Linked DNA regions of Homo sapiens: region 1 is linked to region 2. Evidence: read pairs that join two places in POLR2A ChIA-PET (ENCODE). Cell type or tissue: MCF 10A. All regions are shown on one strand. Each heading gives the region's core, and the rest is flanking DNA. Links, peaks and the distances in the headings are about the cores only.

Evidence for each region. ChIA-PET counts read pairs that join two places held together with the same protein. Peaks named below come from ENCODE experiments on the same cell type or tissue, not always from the same donor. Only the 100,000 strongest peaks of a DNase experiment are listed, where the experiment ranks them.
Region 1: POLR2A ChIA-PET joins it to region 2 with 13 read pairs; 3 of 35 experiments call an interaction of 5 or more read pairs at or near these places.

What each region holds. Positions count from the first base shown.
Region 1 is chr6:134,373,133-134,375,952 of GRCh38, forward strand. No RefSeq gene overlaps it. Among named protein-coding and RNA genes, the nearest start is that of SGK1, 56 kb to the left of the region's middle. In MCF 10A, for the core only: no CTCF peak of the experiment used is centred there; DNase peaks (open chromatin) are centred at 489 and 1,599.
Region 2 is chr6:134,465,017-134,467,836 of GRCh38, forward strand. The region is part of intron 2 of CT69 (cancer/testis associated transcript 69); the gene reads right to left. The region is part of intron 2 of LINC01010 (long intergenic non-protein coding RNA 1010); the gene reads left to right. Among named protein-coding and RNA genes, the nearest start is that of CT69, 12 kb to the right of the region's middle. In MCF 10A, for the core only: no CTCF peak of the experiment used is centred there; a DNase peak (open chromatin) is centred at 1,115.

The sequences.
Region 1 (2,820 bases), core at 268-2,767, 92 kb before region 2:
CACAAGATTCTGTGTCAATAATCAAGGACAAAATAGCTCTAAAATTAAATCTTATTTCCAGCCTAGAGAATTTTTAATCTAGATTTACAGACATCATAAAAAGTAATGATTACTATGTCAAGAAAGGTAATTTTCATGAAGGAAATGACTTCTAATCCAAATGGTTTATTTGTAGGATTAATGTCATATGAACCTGTTTTATACAAAGTTGTAGGGAGACAAAAAAAAGGGAAGAAATTAATTTCGAGCCTAAATATACCAGTAAATAAATAAGTTGACAAAAATGAGCTAATTTTAACTTCAAATCACTCACCCAATTCGTCTTGTACAATAACCTCAGAAACACAAATACACCATGTCCGGCTGCATATGAAAGTGGCAAGAGCTTGTCATTTCCATTTTTAAAAGGAGAAGCAAATGTGTCTAGCTTACTCAATTTTTTCCTAACTTCAACTTTCATGTTTATATAACCATCAGGGAGACGTGCTGACTCACAGTCAGCCTCTGGGGCAGCACTTCCCTTTTCTTTAGTTCTTGAAGAAACAAGTATGGTGCTCCCAGGAGAGTGGACAAGCTAACCATGTGAGTTTTTTATACACACAAGTAATATAATCGTGTACATTTATGTTAATTGACAAAAGTCTGAACAAGATAATCCCTAAACAATAAGAATGATTTTATTTTATTTATTTAATTTTTTTGAGATGGAGTCTCACTCTGTTACCCAAGCTGGCTTGATCTTGACTCACTGCAACCTCCATCTCCCAGGTTCAAGTGATTCTCCTGCCTCTGCCTCCCGAGTAGCTGGGACTACAGGCTCACACGCCACCACACCCAGCTAATTAAGAATTATTTTAAGCAAGAATTGCTTTTTAAAATGCTAAACAAAATGATAAAGTCCACAAGTTTTTAGGTTTGTAGGTGAAGTCTTAGCTGACTTCCCACCTCCAGCAGGTTGGAAACTGTTCTTGATGCTCCCATAATACTTAGGATTTACACGATCATTGCGACACTACAGCACTTAATAGTAGCCAGGAGATAGAAGGTTCCGTGTATGGGGTACTGAGTTTGCACTGCACTTCTTCTCACTCCAGGCCACAGACCCCCGGACTCTACTTCCTTCCTTAGAGTCAGGAACTAAGAGGAAAATATTCAGCTTGGTTTTCTGGAGTGAGAAATACAGGGTTGAGACTACGTCAAGACAGTTATGTAAATAATGTAGGTGAAAAACTGAAGAAGAGATGAGGAGCCACCACAGCTTCCCAATCGATTTATTTGCTTCCAACTTTTCCAACATTGCTGCTCAGTGAGCTTTCAAAAATGCCAGTCCAATTAATTCACTTTTCTGCTTAAAACCCTTCAGTGCATCCGAGGGGACTTGAGATAAAGACCAAAGCCCTCACCTGCCCTGGAGGCCTTGAGTGACATGGTCCTCCCCTCACCTGCCTGGGGAAACCACTCTTGCTCCTGAGGGCTCCAGACTTCACCTGCAGTTGCTCTCTTAGTTCATCGAAACAGATGGGCTTCTTCCTGCCTCAGGGCCATTGCTCCTGCTGTCCTCCTGCCTGAATCATCGCAGCAGACTGCCAGCCCTTCTGCTGTCTTTGGCTGCACACTTCTTTTCTTTGGCCAGCCAAGAGATGACTGAAGTTTGAATTTGAATGCCTTAAGGCCAGTAGACTTCCTCCAGTGGGCCTTCAGTTCTAATATTTCTTGTTGTCTTACCCCTGCCAGATGCACACATTTGTGTTACCTGCCTGATCTCTTAAAGGAATTTGAGTTTGCAATCTCTGGACTAATTAATGTCTACTGATCAACCAATAAAGCACAAATGCCACCTCCTCACAAAAACTTTCACAGCCCCACAAAAAATCCTGTACTTTCCCTTCATAGCACTTGTCACAACAACAATTAAATAACTAATTGTGTTATTACATGTCTAAAGTCTATATTCCCGGCCAGCATGGACATTCCAAAAGGGCAGGGACTCTTGTCTTTTTCACCACTATGTTCTTAGTGTTTACATATAGAAGGCACTCAATGATTGAATGGATGAATGATAAAGCTAAAGTATTCCAAAGCTTAGTGACATAAATAATTCTCTAAAAGCTTTAAATGAGAATTATAGGCAAACATTTTTCTGAGATTATTTGAGCCTAGTCCTTCCAGGAGACACTGAGATCCCACAACCCTGAGGATGATATATCACGGGAAGCTCATGACAGTGATTTCGTACTACTGTGCTAGGTCTAAAGGGCAGAAGGAATGGGGAAGCCAAGAGGGCTCCAGGCTCCATGCAACTAATGAAACCATAGCAGCTCTACTTGCTAGACTTTTATCATTATTCACTTTCTTTCTTTCTTCCTTTTTTTTTTTTGAGACAGAGTTTCACTCTTGTTGCCCATGCTGGAGTGCAATGGTGCAATCTCGGCTCATCGCAAACTCTGTCTCCCGGGTTCAAGCGATTCTCCTGCCTCAGCCTCCTGAGTAGCTAGGATTACAGGCATGTGCCACCACGCCAAGCTAATTTTGTATTTTTAGTAGAGATGGGGTTTCTCCATGTTGGTCAGGCTGGTCTCAAACTCCTGACCTCAGGTGATCTGCCCACCTCAGCCTCCCAAAGTGCTGGAATTACAGGCATGAACCACCGCGCCCAGCCTGTCATTATTCACTTTCTATCTTTTATGTAAATATAGTGAATTTCTGCATAGGATTTGTCTGAACAAACCTTATACCAAGGCTTTGACAGTGTCTATCTTATTGGTTATGGTATCCATGGCTCCTAGGATGGTGCCTGGCACTGAGTGTTGGTGTCTATGA
Region 2 (2,820 bases), core at 65-2,564:
ACTTCAGGATATAAAAACTACTTTCATGAGCTTCAAGTCAGGGTAAGTGGGGAAAATGACAATAAAAGTAAATTTAAAAAACCACATTTAAACCCAGTCAACTTAGGATATTTTGTAGTACAAGCGCCAATCTATATGGTTCCTCTGAGATGCCCACATCGCAGGAAGCCTCAAATTTAACTACCAGAAATATTCTGAGAAAATAAAATAAGAAATTCTAAGCTTATAAACGCTTTTGTATGTGCTATTTTAGGTAGTTTTCAGTATGAGTCATTTATCTCCTCCCACAACCGAACTTCAATCATGTTTCAGCTTATTCTAATTAGTTTCTCATTATCTTTTAAATTATTATTTATTTCTGCATGTATTCCTTCCTCAATTTTTAAAAATGTATTATTAAATTTATTGTTGGTAACTCTTTTTCTCAGAAACTCTAAGTTTCAAGAATTTCTCTTATTGTTATTATTATGTTTTGAGACAGAGTCTTGCTCTGTCACCCATGCTGCAGTGCAGTGGTGCAATCTTGGCTCACTGCAACCTCCATGTCCCCAGTTCAAGCGATTCTCGTGCCTCAGCCTCCCGAATAGCTGAGATTACAGGCGTGTGCCAACACACCCAGCTAATTTTTCTATTTTTAGTAGAGACACGGTTTTGAACTCCCGGCCTCAAGTAATCCGCCCACCTTGGCCTCCCAAAGTGCTGGGATTACAGGCATGAGCCACTGTGCCTGGCCAAGAGTTTCCTATATGATGCAGTCATGCTCTGAAAAGGATAAGCAATAATCTAATATGCAATATACAATGCAATAATAATATATGCTTGTATATGTATAATATTTTATAACTACAAAGACTTTCACATATATTATCTCATTTAATCCTGAACACACAATAGCATCCAACCCTCCTCCTTTTCCTCCTGAGCACAGTGTTAAATGTTCCCTATGCAATGTCTCTAGAGATGAAAGAGTCAGGAGAGAAAGACATTAAGGAATATATTTGGATATATTAGGGGACCATGAAAGGTAGTTGAACCAACACTGCATAACCTAGGCATGAGCAGTCCCAGGAGGAGTGGCTTCTCTGCTGTTTATTTCTACTATCTGGTATTGGGCAAGTTAGAACCTCTTCAGACCTCTGTTTGCTCATAGGCAAAATTAACACATACCTGCCCTGACTCCCCGACAGAGCTACCATGAGAATCAAATTAGGTAACATGTGAGAAAATATTTTATAGTTTGCCAGATGCCAAATAAATATTTTTATGAACTTTCTTTCTGTACTTCACTCTTGTGGCATCAACATTTGTGGCATTAACCTAAACAGAAGCCTCAGTCAATTAAAGAATAGAAAAGATAAACATTTTTAGAACTGTAAAGCGTGTTCTAAGAGTTTCTTGGCCATTTGACTTTTCTTATAATCAAAACATAAAGCCATTCACCTGGCAGCTGGGTACCTGAATTATAATTTAGTAACAGTTGCGCTCAAGAGGAAACCAAGATCCTATAGGACCTTTCACAAATCAGGGTTCTTATTTTTTATTATTCTCAAAGTGAAGTCTGCAGACCACCTGCATCCAAATCCCATGGCATAATTATAAACATTTCTGATTGCTGCACCCTGCTTTTACCTACTGAATCAGAAGCTCCCAGAATATGGGCCCAGAAACAAACCTTTTTTTAGAAAACACACTAGCTGATACTTATGCTCACTAGTCCAAGAAACCCAGAACTTACTGGTTGAAATTTGCAAGTTGTAAGAGAACATTTGTTCTTCATTTCTTTCCAGCAGTAACAAGATTTCTCTATCAACATTCTATTAAAAACAGATATGAGCACGTATGTGAAATAAAAGCAGCACTCCACTTGTGTGCAAAATTTGACATCATTTTTTTGAAAGTGCCTTGAAGTAATGTTATCTCAGCTTTCTTTAATTGGATGGTGCATTTATAGGAGGAGTTTGGAAAACATATTCTCTTGCAGTGTTATTCCTGACCTCTACTCAAAAAACTAACAATCTCACAAGCAGTTAAATTGATAACCAACCAGTCATTCTCCAATTAGGAGCCTCAACTCACTTCAAGTAATAACATTAAAATTCTCCAAGTGTTAGCAGTCTGCACTGTACCTTGAAATAAAAAGATAGAGATTTTGCCTTTGGTGTTCAATAAATATAGAATAATATAATATAATTTCAGAAGCTATAAGCTTATTATCAATCAGCTTCATAGAAACACAGGACTAAAATGGATTACTCATTACTAAGTCAACAGACAACTATGTGCCTGGCACTGATCTAGGGTTAGGGCCAGAGGAGTAAATAAAGCAAACAAAGCTTCCCCGGCACTTACATTCTGGTTGGGGAGGAAGAGTGTGCAGGAAATAAAGAACAGGCTAACATTTAATATTTCTAACATATCAAATGGCATGTTAGAAGATGATAAGAATAATGGAAAACAGTTTACTGCAACAGAGTTTTCAGAAGGGATTAGATTGCAATTCTAAATATGAATAACACAGCAAAAAGCAAAAAAAAAAAAAAAAGGATTTTTTTTGGCTGGTACACATGGGTATTAGTTTGTACTCTTGAAAGCTAATGGAATATCCATAGACCCTACTATACTAAATTTTAAACTCTAGGCACTGCAAAACGAGAATACTATCCACTTCTTCACACACATTTGTAGCCACCTTTACATTAGAGGCACCATCTGTAGTTATGACTGGTCTCTTTTTTCCCTGAGGTATGATCCTGTCTTCTTATCATTCCTGATATCTTCTTTCACAATTGTGCCCTAGGTAATGGTGCTCAGAAAAAGAAG